2 separate regions of the Mus musculus genome follow, and region 2 is linked to region 1. A link is a contact called in ENCODE Hi-C or POLR2A ChIA-PET data. All regions are on one chromosome and are shown on one strand. The core of a region is the stretch at or near the end of the contact, and the rest is flanking DNA. Distances in the headings are between cores, read along the strand shown. Region 1 holds the start of Nras (neuroblastoma ras oncogene). Region 2 holds the start of Dennd2c (DENN/MADD domain containing 2C).

The links. A loop is a pair of places that touch in the nucleus more often than their neighbours do. ChIA-PET counts read pairs that join two places held with the same protein, here RNA polymerase II (POLR2A).
Region 2: a map of heart shows a loop between it and region 1 (3-fold over the local background). The contact joins the promoter of Dennd2c here to the promoter of Nras in region 1. A Hi-C loop is called at or near these places in 3 of 37 maps with a recorded cell type or tissue (gastrocnemius and heart). POLR2A ChIA-PET finds 5 or more read pairs at or near these places in 3 of 5 experiments (Patski and embryonic stem cell).

What each region holds. Positions count from the first base shown.
Region 1 is chr3:103,053,393-103,061,136 of GRCm38, forward strand. Nras (neuroblastoma ras oncogene) reads left to right here and starts at 4,893. Exons shown (of 7, transcript NM_010937.2): 1 at 4,893-5,048; 2 at 5,513-5,640; 3 at 6,809-6,987. The coding sequence starts at 5,530. Csde1 (cold shock domain containing E1, RNA binding) reads left to right here. Exons shown (of 19, transcript NM_001161854.2): 16 at 1,263-1,441; 17 at 1,957-2,120; 18 at 2,953-3,085; 19 at 3,494-4,794. The coding sequence ends at 3,541.
Region 2 is chr3:103,099,630-103,107,373 of GRCm38, forward strand. It overlaps Dennd2c (DENN/MADD domain containing 2C), which reads left to right and starts at 3,030. Exons shown (of 19, transcript NM_001384113.1): 1 at 3,030-3,109. It overlaps Ampd1 (adenosine monophosphate deaminase 1), which reads left to right. Exons shown (of 16, transcript NM_001033303.2): 16 at 1-91. The coding sequence ends at 69.

The sequences.
Region 1 (7,744 bases), core at 3,643-6,142:
TAAATGTGATAGAAATAGTAGGGAATGCTAGATAATTAAGATAACAGTTTAAATAATGGTAGAATAGTTGAAACATCCCACTCAGATAACATGACTTGTCTTATAAAAAAAAAGCCTTGTCTCATCTGAAAGTCAGAGTGTAAAGTAGGGGGGAGAACAGTTCATTTGTTGAAAGAAAAGAACCTTGATTTATGACATGATTTTCTTAGATATTCTGTTTTACATAGAAGCCCACTGTTACTCTCTCTTGGTTCCTAACACTCAAGACAGGAATTAACATTATGAGCCATGTATGCTCTCATAAGCAAAACACCTGACAAAACAAGGGTGTGTAGGCCTCTACCATCAGTGGTCCTTCCATTTTTGAAATGGTACTTCGACATTCCTTTTGGAAGCCACTGACCACCCGCCCACCCCATCCACTTATGCTTCTTCAATACTGCTGTAGGGTTACTTCAAAGTAAGGAAAGCCATTGTTGGATTAGACACACATCTCATTTCCCTACTTTGTTTCATGCACATCTTTTTATTTGGGAACAAAATTAGAACTCAGTAGGTCTGAACACCTCTTACTGGATGTATAACCTTAGACAAGTTATATTAGTTCAGTTTCTTCATCTTTAAAAAGATGCTAGTATCTTTAGCCTCAGAGGAGTCTATGAAAATTATGAATCATAGAGATGTATAATAAATGACTATACCTCTTAACAAGTTAGTCTGCTGAAATTATTTCAGACATTTGGGCCCTGCATGTTTTAGGAGCTGAAAATTTGAAGGAAAAAAAAAGTTACCTCTGATTCTGAGGTAGTTTACTATAAGCATTTCCACCTCTGAAGCTTGTTAATGCATTGTGAATCAACGAGCATTGCTTACTACCTATCTCTTGCATTCGTCTCTGGGTCACTTTTTTGCTGTTACAGTGAAGAGTGGCGGTGGAGCAGATGAGAAGAGAGCCTGGTTTATAGCCCTGAACTCTTAAGGAGTCTGAATCATAACAACAAAAAAATCCTTTTATCTGTATCTGTTTGCCTGTGTTTTGCTAGATTGCCACCTGGGTTTTTTTTATTTTTGTTTGTTTAGTTTTGTTTTTGGCTGGTTGTTTCATAATGCATTTTAGAAGTTAGTGTTAGGATTTGTCCTTGTTTTGTTGCTTGTTTCCATGTTAATCTTTAAGGTAAAACTTTTAAGTTTAAAGAAAATAATAAGGTAACAAAATGTATTTCTAGTGTGTATATTTAGATTTTGTACTGTTTTGCTTACAGGGGATATGAAAGGTGAAGTGTATCCTTTTGGCATAGTTGGGATGGCCAACAAAGGGGATTGCCTACAGAAAGGGGAGAGTGTCAAGTTCCAGTTGTGTGTACTTGGCCAAAATGCACAAACTATGGCCTACAACATCACACCCCTTCGTAGGGCTACTGTGGAGTGTGTGAAAGATCAGGTAATTAAGTGCTATGTCTCTGGATGTGCAGTCTGTCCTGAACTTGGTCAGGGAAAGTCATCAGCCAATATTTACTTGCTTGCTTGCTTGCTTACTTGTTTATTTTTAAGACATGGTTTCTCTATGCTGTTTTGGCTGATCTGGAATTCACCCTCTTGAGTACTGGCATTTAAACTTTCATGGATGTCTCAGTTTTTTAGACTTTATTGCTTTGGGACAAGGGATAAAGTAACAACATTAGTGAGGAGAAAATAAGTGTGATTATTAATAATGTCACTTGGTGGGGATTGTCTTAGTCATGCTTAGAATAGAATGAATGGCAGTTGTTTCAGAGGTATGACTTTCCTGATGAATTCTATCATACACCAGCTGAATTTAGCTCATCATTAGTAATGCCATGTTTTCTAAGTCCTTTCTAATTAGGGTTAGCATTATCTTTCAAAGTGAATTGCTCTTCCTTTCTGTGGTATGTGTTCTCCATTGTAAATTTTGTTTTGTGTGTGCTCTTTTTCCAGTTTGGCTTTATTAACTATGAAGTAGGAGATAGCAAGAAGCTCTTTTTCCATGTGAAAGAAGTTCAGGATGGCGTTGAGCTACAGGCAGGAGATGAGGTGGAATTCTCAGTGATCCTTAATCAGCGCACTGGGAAGTGCAGTGCCTGTAATGTCTGGCGAGTCTGGTGAGTTTCTATGGTTTATTATGGTTGGAAATAACTGCTCTGAGTTCATCCCTCACTCATTCATGCATTCTGTGCTTTCTTTGCCACTCTCCTCTGGCTGGGTTTAGTAGGAACTATTTTACACTTCTATCTCTATCTAATTTTGTCTTTTTCTGCTAGTCATTGCTTTGTTTGAGATAGGTCTCAGTTTTATATCCGTGACTTACCTTACTTTCAGCTTGCTGCCATGTGCCACCATATCTATTTTTCTATCTCTGGTATTTATTGTCTGGCTTTGAGTCCTATAACCCTGACCTGAGAAACACTTAGGTACTATGATGCGTTAGCACTGTGTGTGCTGTAGCTTAAATACTAAACGGTTATATGATCCTTGTACTTAAGAGTTTAGCTTATTGGCTCGCTCTTTCTGTCTACTCACTTTTAGACTTTGTGCTGCTGAAATGTTTGAGATAGGTCTCAGTTTTATACCTTAGTCATTCTAACTTATGCTATTAGGTTTTTAATCTCAACATTGTTCCTTTAAGAGATAGGAATCTAGACCTATTTCTTCATATTTGGCTTTTTTTCAAGATTTTTTTTTTTTAACATCTTTTACCTTGTTTTGTGTATCTGGAATTAGTCTCTCTGTTGACAAGTCTAGGATTCTTTATAGCTCCAATGCTGTTGAAACTCTGAGCTGGGAAGTATATATAAACTTGTCTGTCTTGTCTTGCTAGCTAAGATGAGGCAAGAAGAGTCTCCCTCATTAAAAGTGAGTCATTTGGGTAGGGAACATACAACTGCTTGCCTTCTTCCCAGCAATTGTTGGTTCTTCTCACTTTCACTCTTACAGTGAAGGCCCCAAAGCTGTTGCAGCTCCTCGACCTGACCGGTTGGTCAATCGCCTAAAGAACATCACCCTGGATGATGCCAGTGCTCCACGTCTAATGGTTCTTCGTCAGCCAAGGGGACCAGATAACTCAATGGTATGATTTCATTAGGGATGTGAGGGAGGTCAACTAATAATCTTACTTGAGCTTAAAGAAGTTAGTGAAGCAAGCAAGGGTTGCTTATCACTAATTTGGACTCCCTAACACATTAATTCAGACCCTAATAGAGTAGATGCTTTCTATAAGAAGCACTTCTTTCCGTTTTGAGATAGGGTCTCATATGTAGATTAGAGTGGCCTTGAACTCCCCACTCTCTGCTTTGCCCATGGTAGGATAACTGATTACACCAAGAAGTGCATTTCTTGGTATATTCTATTTAATAAGTTTCTTACTCTTAGGAGAGAATTGGTAGTGGATATGATAAATACTTTCATAGTTGATTTTAGAATTGTATGTTGTGATTGTCAATACACTCAAATCATTAACTGTTATATTTCTTCATAGGGATTTGGTGCAGAAAGAAAGATCCGTCAAGCTGGTGTCATTGACTAACCACGTCCACAAAGCACATCATTAATTCACTATGGTCGAGTTGGGGGGATTCTGGTGAAGGGTTCTGAATATCTTTCTCTTCATCCCTCCCAAAATCTGGAATACTTATTCTATTGAGCTATTACACCAGTTTTAACACCTTCCTCGTGTTATGTTTAAAGAAAAAAATAAATAAATTTAAGAAACCATTTTAAAATTATGCACAGTTGCAGCCTGGAAAACTTAAAGGTGGCGCCTTATAGTGTCAATTTAGGAGCTTTATTTGGTGCATTTAACGCAACTGGTAATTGCAAATTCCACTTGGCCTGTGTAAGTGAACAATGCAGACTGTTACTTTGTTGGCCCTATGAAATTCTGCACTCTAGTCAGTATATACTCTACCTTCATGACTTAACACTCAGCTGCATTCTTTTCCTATTTTTTCCCTGTTCATTATGCTTTAATTCTGAGGACCATATGAAGGTAGAATATATTACCTTTAAAAATTGCAAAAATTTATATAGCAAACGATATTCTTAAGTTGATGGCCAAATGTTAAAATGTTATTTTCATATCATTTATAATCTTGTCACAATCCACTTAACGAAGTTTGATTACATTTCAGTGAAAATTATCTTCCCGAGTAGTTTTTTTTTTTTTTTCTTCCTGGGATGGGGGGGGTAAATAACTTTACTACAATTAGTATGTGTGGTGCAGAATTTCATGCAAATGAAGTGTGCCAGCAGTGTGATAATTTAAACATATTTAAACAAAAGACGAATGCACAAAATTGCTGCTGCTTAGATCACTGCAGCTTCTAGGACCCAGTTTCTTTTACTGATTTAAAAACAAAATGAACAAAAAAATAATAATAATAAAAAAGTTGTGCCTGAAATGAATCCTGTTTTTTTTAATAAATAGCCCCGTGGTTCCAGTGCCCTGTTCAATACAGGCACTTGATCCTTGGTGTAGCTTCTGTTCAACTTTGTATCACGGGAACGGATTGGCCTGATTTCTCGGCCTTCATCTTGAATTGGCCCCAAACAGGGTCCCTGGCAAGTGGAGTGAAGGCTTTTTGTCTAACAATGACAAGGGTCAGCTCAGGGGTTGTCGGGGAGGGCGCTTTCATCTTCCCCGTTGTCATTTGAGGTTTTGAACTCTGGGTAAAGAGGCCGTTTATCTTTGTAAACACAAAACATTTTTGCTTTCTCCGGTTTTATGTTAATGGCGAAAGAATGGAAGCGAATAAAGTTTTACTGATTTTTGAGACACTAGCACCTAGCGCTTTCATTATTGAAATGGGGGCGGGGCGGGGCTGGACTGGGTGCGGCCGGCTGCAAGACTCTAGTCGTCGGCCCACGTGGCTGGGGCGGGGACTGGGGCGCCTTGGGCGCCTAGTGATTACGTAGCGGGTGGGGCCGGAAGTGCCGCTCCCTGGCGGGGGCTGTTCATGGCGGTTTCGGGGTCTCCAACAGCTTCTCAGGTTGAAGTCCAAAAGCCTCCCGAGGCGGGGTCTGCGGAGTTTGAGGTAAAGCTCCGGCCTGCCTGGCGTCGGACTTCTCAGCGTGTGAACGCCTGGCGGGGCGGGGAGACGCGGAGACTTGGCGAGCTGAAACAAAGGCTTGGGTGGGGGACTCTGGCTGGCTCTGGGGTGATTTTCGGAGCCGGAAAGGGGAGTTTCGGGAAGTGGTTGTGCCAGGCGGACCCCAGAGCTTGGGTTTGCAGGAATTGGAAGAGGGGGGTTCTTTTCCCGTAAACTGAGGGCGGGGCCGAGTAGATTGAAAAAATAGTCGCTGGTCTTTAATCCAATAATCTGGCCCGCACTCATCTGCAAGGAATGCTATGTTTCTGAATCACTTTGAGAACTTAGTGGAAGGCCACGTGTATCGAATGGGTGCCTTAGAAACAGAAGAGTTTGGTAAACTCATAGAAGCCCTTGAAGTATTGTAGGTTTGGTTTGCCAGTTTAATCGTAATTGCTGCTTTTCTACAGGTTTTTGCTGGTGTGAAATGACTGAGTACAAACTGGTGGTGGTTGGAGCAGGTGGTGTTGGGAAAAGCGCCTTGACGATCCAGCTAATCCAGAACCACTTTGTGGATGAATATGATCCCACCATAGAGGTGAGGCCCAGCCCCTGCCTGGCCCTTATCCTCACTTTGGGCTTTCTCTTGCCCATAACGGCTCTTTGAAAGTAAAGAGAAGAGAAAGCAAGGAGGTATTCCAAAAAAGCAGTAAACAAGTTCGTGCTTACTGAGGATTTCCTTTTAAAAGAACACAGTTTTCATTGTTTCTTTATGTCACAGCTCTTTAATAGAAACGTAGGTCACAAGGAAAAAGATTGTAGGCGATCATACAGTGAGGATAGAGAACTCAGAGCTCTGGATAGTCTGAAGTTGTCATTTTTGATCTAGTCCAGATTGAGTTGGGGTAGAAACAAGTTGAGATTTTGAGTCATTGTATCTAGGAATTTCTTCACAATTTAGTTACGGATATTGAGGAAAATCACCTAAATCCTTACAAGTCTCATATTTCTATATGACGTTAAATTTCTATCACTTCCCTGGGATTAATGGTGCAGGTATGTATAAGTCCAATTTGTAAGCATTCAAGAGGCTGAGGGAGGAGGTTTCAATTTCTAGGCTTGCCTGAACTACTTACTGAGGCCCTGTTTACAAAAACCAAATATTTTTTTCATGTGTAAACCTGTTCTAACACACAGGAATGTTAGTTAAATTCAGATGTCTACACAGGTTACATTTTAATATATTCATGAAACAAAATATAAGCACATTTCCAAAACCACAGATAAGGTCTTCTAAGTTTGGACTATTATATAATAAAAATAAGAATTTGGCCATAAATCCATACTAGATGTTTCTGGTTTTGTTATTTTTTATTAGTGGTTTTGTTTTCTTTGGTTTTTTGTTTTTGTTGTTGTTGTTGTTATTGTTTGTTTGTTTTTTGTTTTTGTCTTAACCTCATAACTCAGGCTGGTTTTGTTTTTGTTTTGTTTTTTTTTGAAACAGGGTCTCACTGCACTACCCTGGCTGGCCTGAGACTTGAACTCACAGATATAAATTCACCTGCCCTTATGTCATGTGTGCATGCATGCGTGTGATTATGTATGTGTATGTTTGTTTGCTATTCATGCTACTGTTAGCGGGTTGAGGGTAAATCACATAGGTAGGCGTATTCATCCTGGTTAATTACATTTCTCTGGTTTTAAATAAAGATTGAGCCTGTCCTTGTCCCCCCCACCACCACCTCCTCACTCTTTCATATTCCCAGGATTCTTACCGAAAGCAAGTGGTGATTGATGGTGAGACCTGCCTGCTGGACATACTGGACACAGCTGGACAAGAGGAGTACAGTGCCATGAGAGACCAGTACATGAGGACAGGCGAAGGGTTCCTCTGTGTATTTGCCATCAATAATAGCAAATCATTTGCAGATATTAACCTCTACAGGTACTGGGGATATTTTCTGAAACAAAAAATTTGTATGTGCTCTGAAACTATACTAAAGTATATGGACTTAGGAAACATACAACTTTTTAACATTTTGGTGATATTGTTTTGTTTTGTTTTGTTTTGTGGAGGCCAGAACAAGTGCAACAGCAGATATGTGCCATGGGAGGCAGAAGACAGCTAATAAAAGCTCCCTCCTTAGGGCCTGGGCATCTTGGCTTAGTTAGCAGGCGCCTTTGCCCATGGACCATCTTTAAACCCCAAATATTAAAAAGAATCTGCTAGGCAGTGATGGTGCACACCTTTAATCCCAGCACTCAGGAGGCAAAGGCAGGCGGATTTCTAAGTTCGAGGCCAGCCTGGTTTACAGAGTGAGTTCCAGGACAGACAGGGCTACACAGAGAAACCCTGTCTCAAAAAACAAAAGAAAGAAAAAGAGAAGAATCTGATTTTCACTGAGTGTGTGGTGTACTGTCACGGTACTACTCGGGAAATGGGGTCTGCTACAGAGTAACAGTAAGACTTCTCAGAGAACTGGTGAGTTTCAGAGCTATTTGGGCCCTAAGGATTTTAGTACAACATTCTTACTCATTTTACATTTTTGAGACAGGATGTTGCTATGTATCCCAGACTTACCTTGAATTTAGCACTTGGCCTCAGCCTTCCAAGTGCTAACTTTATAGGTATATGCCAACACTCCCAGCCAATATTCTGAGTTCAGAGGTGTTAGATTTTCAGAGTTGTTGTGATTTTTCTG
Region 2 (7,744 bases), core at 1,780-4,279, 44 kb after region 1:
GCCTATCGTTATGAAACTTGGTGTTATGAACTCAATTTAATTGCTGAGGGTCTTAAAGCAACAGAATGAATAAAGTAAATAGACTAAATAACACCGCGAGTGGGTTTTTCATTGAAAATTTGAATCCTATACTACTTGTTATTGAGGCCCTATTCTTATTTATTTATTTATTTTCTTAAAACTTATTTTATGTATGAGTGCTCTACCTGCATGCACACCTGCTCACCAGAAGAGGGCATCAGATCATATTATAGGTGGTTGTGATGGCTCACACCATTGCTGAGAATTGAATTCAGTACCCGGGAAGAGCACACAGTACTCTTAACCTCTGAGCCATCTCTCCGGCCCGAGACCCTACTCTTAAAATAAGCCAAGTACTGTATTAAGCCTTCCATTGATACTCTTTTACTCGGTTCCTGTCACACCTTTGTACAGTAGATATAATTTCTATTTTGGGGATAATGAGCCAATGTAAGGTAGATGATGCCCTCAGGACACTCTTCATGTAGGGCAGCTGCGGGAACAAAGTTTGTGTGACTCCAGAGTCTGCACAACCTTCAGGCAGGACAGTTATCAGAAGAAGCCAAGGACATAAGCCACTGGCTTAATGCTAAGAAGATGGGCTTTGGGACTCAGAGACTAGAAGAGAGTTAAAGCACCTGGAACCATTTAAAAGTTTTTTGACAAAGCATAAGTCAACCATGGCTTTCTTAGGTAAGGCCAGACCAGTTATATGAAAGCTTAGAAAATAAGCACTTAGCCGGGCGTAGTGGCGCACGCCTTTAATCTCAGCACTCGGGAGGTAGAGGCAGGCAGATTTCTGAGTTCGAGGCCAGCCTGGTCTACAGAGTGAGTTTCAGGACAGCCAGGACTATACAGAGAAACCCTGTTGGACCACCCCCCCCCCAAAAAAAAAAGAAAAGAAATAAAGAAAGAAAATGAGCACTTGTGAGCAGTACTGAGGGAAGAGCTATCCTAGTGGGGGAGTCTTAGCTTGCTGAAGCAGGAGACCTCTGAAACGTGTTAGAAATATCCCTACTAGGTACAGTGGTGCATGTCTTCAGTCCCACACTCTGGAGGCAGAGGCTCTGAGCTTAAATAAGCCTGTTTTACATAGTGAGTTCCAGGACAGACAAAGCTACATAGTGAGGCCCCATCTATAGATAGATAGACAGACAGACAGGAAGACAGACGAGAGAGGGGAAAGAAGGAAAGAGGGAGAGGGGGAGGGGGAGGGGAGGGAGAGTACTTCCTGTTAGGAGATGCTCCAGCTATCCAGATTATATTTGCTCACACACAACTGTGTTGCCATCTAGTGGTTGGGTTGATAATTCACTGTTTATTAAAAAGGGGGTTATGGACTAAACATAAAGATTTTTTTTTTTTTTGGACACCAAAAGTATAAGAAAGATTTCATTCTACTTTCAAGTTTTTCACCCCTGAGGTTGTGAGATGTGTGGAGAGCACATCCCTCAAGACTTATCACAATGAAATTCGAGCAAATTCCTGAGTGTTTTCACTTTCTGCACAGGTAGCCGTGAGCTTAGGTGTGCCCCTTGGGACGTGCTCATACTAGCTGTGGGGTAAGACTCCTCTTCCCCATTCTTGAAGTTCAAATTGCTTTTCGGGGAATATTTATCAAGGACCTGATTTTATTTCATGTTGGCTTCCTAGTCACTAAAATAATACAAATTACTATGTATTATCTTCAGACTTAAAGGACACCTCTCACCATTAGGTGTAGCTCCATCCTACCCATGAGAGGGCAGTAGAACACATGCATGTTAATTAACGTTCATCTTGGAATTCAAATCTTCATCCTGCTAAAGAATCTTCGTGGATGCAAACTTCAAAATGTAAATCTTAAAAACGCTGTTTTAGTCCCGAATTTCACCTTGTACAACTATCTGTGATACTTTCCAAACAGACTAGATTAAATGCCACTTGTGTTGGCTCAGGACTATGCTTGCACCCCAGAAGCAGGGGTAGGAGGATAAGAAGTTTGAAAAATAATAAAGAACACACATGTCTACATTTAAAGACATACACATTAGGTAAGGGATCAATGGAGTTTGCAATGTATTCCAAACCATATTTACATTTATTTCCTCACTGGAGTATTTTAAAGGAATTGTCAATACTTCTCCCTCAGGTAGAAAGTAATCCTTTTACTGTCCCCACCTCATGTCCCCACCTCATAGCTTCACAAGGGATTGGGACTTTTTTTTTTTTTTCCAAGTCTTGGTTGAGTTGGCTGGTGACAGTCATCCGCGATGTGTAATTAAACACCTCTCTGTGGCAGTCTTCTATTTTGGTACCTCTGTGTGAACAAGCCAGGGAAGTTTGGTTACCAGACACAAGGTCGGATGGAGTGGGTGGGGTGGAGTGGGGCGGGGCGCGGTGAGGTGGGGCAGTTAGATCGTGCTGGGAAATAGGTTCCACTCATCCCAGTCTCGCAGAGTGAAACTGGGCTATTCTTGCAGCAGGCACAGAGCCATGTGCATACCTGAGCAAGATCGTGTGGTAGGGAGAATTTAAGCGTGAGTCTCAAGTGGGTGTGGCAACCCAGTCGGCACCCGGACTAGGCACCAAAGGCATCCGGCTTGTGATTCCAAACCCGGGGCCAGGTGCGTTATTGGCATCTCTTTACTAGCTGGCATTCCCGATGAATGTTTGCTCCCTGAGCTGCTTTGGGGTTTTCTTAAAGAAGTTGCTGTTTGGCTCCTCTGGTTCTACTAGGCTCTGCCTTGCTGTAAAGGTCTGTCTCGTGTAGTCGCACAGACCGTAGATCCGGAGATAGAGCTTTGGCTCCAGGCCTGGGCAGGGGCTGCACCGTGGAACCAGCGCGGTGCAGCGCACACTGGTACCCCAGCGCTGGGGGCGGAGAGACCGCCTGGCGTGGGTTCCGAGCCTTGAGGAGAGCCCTGGAAGGACAGAGCCTTACTGGGTGAGCTCGGGGGCGTGCCCAGGCAAAAGAGGGCGTGTCTTAGCCTGGAGGGCGGGGACTGCGGAACCTGTGGGGGCGGGACGAAGATGTGGGCGCTGGATCCCAGAGGCCACCGACGCGAGTCTGGGATCCCTGCGCGAGGCGGCGTCGCGGCCCAGGCAGGTAGGCGACGGGATGCAGCGAGGGAGTGGGGCCATGGGGCCTCTGCCGCTCAGCTGTTGGCGTCGCCCCATGGCGTCCCGTGTGTTCGTGGTCAGCCGAGAGCTGGGTACCTCGGGCCAGGGGAAGGCGGGTGTCAGCCTGCGAGCCGCGGGCGCGGTCGGGGGTGCAGGGCCGGGGAGCCCAGGCGCTCGCCGCCGCGAGGAAACGCGCCTATCAGGCGGTCTTGAACTTGGACGTGCCCGGACGGAGCACTTCAGACAAGCGGTAAAGCGTGTGTTCGCGCGCTTTGCTTCGGAACTACGGGGCAGGCACGATAGAGGAAGTCGTCAAGTAGTTTTTTAAGATAAAATTCCTACAGTGGGACTGGAGTAGGACTGTGGAGTAACCAGGAGAGAAGATGATGATTAGATTGTGAGTCAAAAGGCTTCGCTCTGGAGCTCAGAGCCGCAAACAAACCGTCACACCTCCGTCAGGGTTAACTCTAAGAGGTGTGTGTCCCCGGAGTGCAAAACTGGGACGCTCATGGGTTCTCATGTTCTGAGAGGAATGACAGTGTTCTACAAATGTCAGGCATTGTTGTTTGATACACACACACATGCACCCCGGAGCATGTGTAGTTTGTAAAACTACTAAGTGCCTAGTACAGTAGGCACCCTGGTAAACCTTTATCCCAAAGCTACTACTGATTCGCCTGTATTGTTAGAGAAAGTTCTAACTTCTGTTTACTATGTAAATAAGTTATCTAAGCGTCATTTCCACATAATCACCATTGTTTGAAGAGCAGAGCTATTCTTAACTGAGTCATGACATTTTCTAAAATAGCATGCTATCTGTATACCGTAGTGCAATCATTTACCATGAAGCTTGTACCAATCAGAAAATCTGTTACTTTGCCTTAGATTAGCTGAAGGTATTTCATAAAGTGAGCTGAGAGTACTGCCTCAAAACAAGACTTTTATTTTGCAAATTCAGGGGCTGCTTATAAAAAGATCTGAGTTCTCTAAAACAAAGTTAATGTGTGGCTGTGGCATTTGTACAGTTTTTATTATAGACATTTGTGTTCTCTACTTGTGTGTGTGTGTGTGTGTGTGTGTGTGTGTGTGTGTGTGTGTGTATTTTAGGGAGAGATGGGAAATTTAAAAAGGAATAGCAGTCTGTAACCATGAGGTTTCTACTAGGGATACGTAAGAGTGATCTGGAGTATTTTCAAAGACAGAAACCAGCAACTGTAGTAATTGTGTCTCAAGGCCTCTTGTTAGTCTGTTAAATGTGGCAATTGACTTTTTTTAGATGCAGAAATATCAGTGTTTTTGATTGAGAACAGTAGGCAATTTCTTTCCTTTTCTTATTTAAAATTTAAAATTAGGGCATGTTTGTCACCAACGTGCAAAGAATCCTGGGTTCAATCCCAGTACTTCATAACTGGGTATGGTGGTGGTCCCATCCCACTCAGCATAAGAGAGGTGCAAGAAGGGACTCAGAAACTCCAGGTCACTCCTTACTATGTAATGAGTTTGAGGCCAGCCTGGGATAGTGTGACTCTGTAAAAAAGCAAAACAAAACAAAGTTAAAAATTCCTCATATTACAGGGCTTGCGAGATGCTTTGGGAAATGAGGGCACTTCTTGCCAAATCTGAAGACCTGAGTTCAATCCCCAGGCCATGTAGAAGGACTTAGCCAGCTATGTAGATTGTCCTCTGACCACAAAATGTGTCCCAACACATTGCCCCTTCCCCAAAGTAATAAATGTAATAAATTTATTTATTTATTATGTGTATATGTGTGGGCACCCAAGGTGCATGTATGGAGGACAGAGGGCCATTTGTAAAACTTAATTTCTCCTTCTCTTGCATGGTGCTGGGGATTGAACTTGGGCTCAGTGGCAAGCACCCCTACCCACTGAGCTAAGTCACTAGTCCTTCCTTTCTGTCCTTGTAGGATGAGACTAGGGTTCTGTGACTACTGCTATCAGTGAACCACATCCCTGCCTCCAACTGGAAATCATATTACTAGTAAAAGATTTGTAGTGATCCTTATGTGCTAGGCAAGGATTGTAGAGCATTGTGTACCACAGTGGAGTTTAGTGGAGTGCAAGAGGGAAAACTACGAGTAAATAATCCGATCCGGTGCTGCTTTAAGAGTTTTATTTGTGGGGCTGGAGATGACCCAGTGGTTAAGAGCACTTGTTGCTCTTCCAGAGAACGTCAGTTCCCAGCACCCATGTCTGGTAGTTTACAGCTGCATGTAACTCCAGCTACATGGGATCTGACGGTCGTTTCTGCCTTCCAAGGACAACTGCATACAGGTAACATGTGCTCACATATACATACATATAAATAAAAACAAATCTCTAGCCCAGTGTAATGGTGCATGCCTTTACTCTCATCACATGGGGGAGGCAGAGACAAGTGGATCTCTGTGAGGTCAAGGCCAGCCTGGTCTACATAGTGAGAGTTTCAGGTTAGCCAAAGTAGAGTGAAACCTGTTTCAAAAAAAAAAAAATCTTATAGAAAAAGAATTTTATGGGCTGGAGAGAGCACTGCCTGCTTTTCCAGAGGGCTTGGGTTCATTTCCCAGCACCCACATGGCAGCTCACAATTGTCTGTAACTCCTGTTCCAGGGGATCCGACGCCCTCACACAGACATACGTGTAGTCAAAACACTGATGGACATAGAAATAATAAATACATAAAATTTTAAAACAAAAAGTTTTATTTAAATATTTTCAACAATTCACTTGGGTTTTTGAAACTTTTTTTTTGTTTGGGTTTATTTTTGTTTGCTTTTCAAGACAGGGTGTGTTTTGCATTTGTGTGTGTGTGTGTGTGTGTGTGTGTGTGTGTGTGTGTGTGTGTGTAGCCTTCACTGTCCTGAAATTAGCTTGGTAGACCAGGCTGTCCTGGAACTTACAGAGATCTGCCTGCCTCTGCTTTCCAAGTGAAACTTAATTTTTGAAACAGGATCTTACTATATAACCTAGGTTAGCCTTTAACTCATTATGTCGCTCAGGCTGGCCTGAAATATACAGTAATTCTGTCTAGATCCCAGTGCTAGGATTTCAATGTTTGCCACTATCTATGCTTGGCTAAAACTATTTTCAAACAAGCTTTAATCCTGTACTGAATAATGAGTTCACTGAGAATTTATAATCTGTTGATCTTACAGGGCTAATACCTTACATTCATCCTACTTACTGAACAACTATCCAAGGTGTAGCTTAGAACCTACATTGCAGACATGCACAGGAAGGATGCTCTCCTATCTAGGAGAGTATGTAGTCCTTCTACGGAGTGGGCTAAGGAAGTACTGAAAAGCTATTTTGAAAGCTGACTAACAATAAGAGTATCAACTGCTACTTGTGGGTCTTCCTCAGTGCAGGCAGTGCCCTGAATTCATTTCATGTATTAGCTTATTTAGTCCTCCTCACAAAAAGGCTCTCCTGAGGGATGCTGCCATTAGCTCCTCACTGGGAGGCATAGAGAAACTGAGTAACTTGCCTGCCACCCCTTTATGTAGAAAGGGGTCAGGCTGTCAGGCCGCAGTAACACTGAATGCAGCCCTCAACCCCTGCACTATACTGAGTTTCAAATTTAGTAAGACCCAGTGCAATCTAACAGGTATTTAAAAGAAGCACTTTTATGAACTATAAATGAGACAGACACAAATACATGAGAGAGAGAGAGAGAGAGAGAGAGAAAGAGAGAGAGAGAGAGAGAGAGAGGACAGACAGAAAAACTGGTATTACAAGATATAGAGGCATGTCCAAGCTACAATTTAATTATACTTTGTATGTAAAACTTTTTTTTTTTTTTTTTTTGCTGATGAATGACATGGGATTCTTCTTGTTTTTAAACTCCCAGCCACTTAGGGCATTCTCTTAGCAATATAAGAGGTGTCTGTTTTTCAATAAGAAGTTTAAAATACTTGTTCTCAAACCGTGACTTAAATGTTAACTACAAGAAAAGAAAATGCGCCAAGCATGGTGAACATACCTATAGTTCCAGCACTTGGAAGACTAAGGCAGGAGGCTAGGACATTTGGTAGGCTCACCTGGGCTAAGAATGGAAATCTGTCCCAAATCAGTCAGTCAATCAATCAATCAACCAATCAAGTCATTATGATAACAATGGTCTAGACAGAATTTAATGGGAAACAATGATGAAAGCAGTTGTTCTACATGTGGTAGGAAGGAGGGCTGTAGAAGGGCACCATATTTGAGTTTGGTTTTGAAGGATGATTAGGGGTCTGCAGAGCAAGGGGAAGGTATGAGTGAGAACCAGGAAGCTGTATGACTATACGGTATGTTTGAGAACTGTGTCTTAGTTTCTAAAGTCAGGGGTACAGAGATGGGTGGTTCAGCTAAAAATAATCTAGAAAAAGAAAATTACAGAGCACAGTTGTTTGTTACATTAGATCACTGCAATTGCTGGGTAAGGTCTCTGGAATAAAGAAGTGAGTGACTAAGTTCAGTTTGGGGAAAACCCTTTCACTGTAGACTATGGTATTGAGGGTATTTTTTTATACTGAGAAGTATCACATATTTTTAACAAATACTCAGTGTAAAGCTATGATTCGGGGTAGGGGAGAGAGATGAAAGAGTCTGTTGATGTCGTTATTGGAGAAAAGCTGTATATT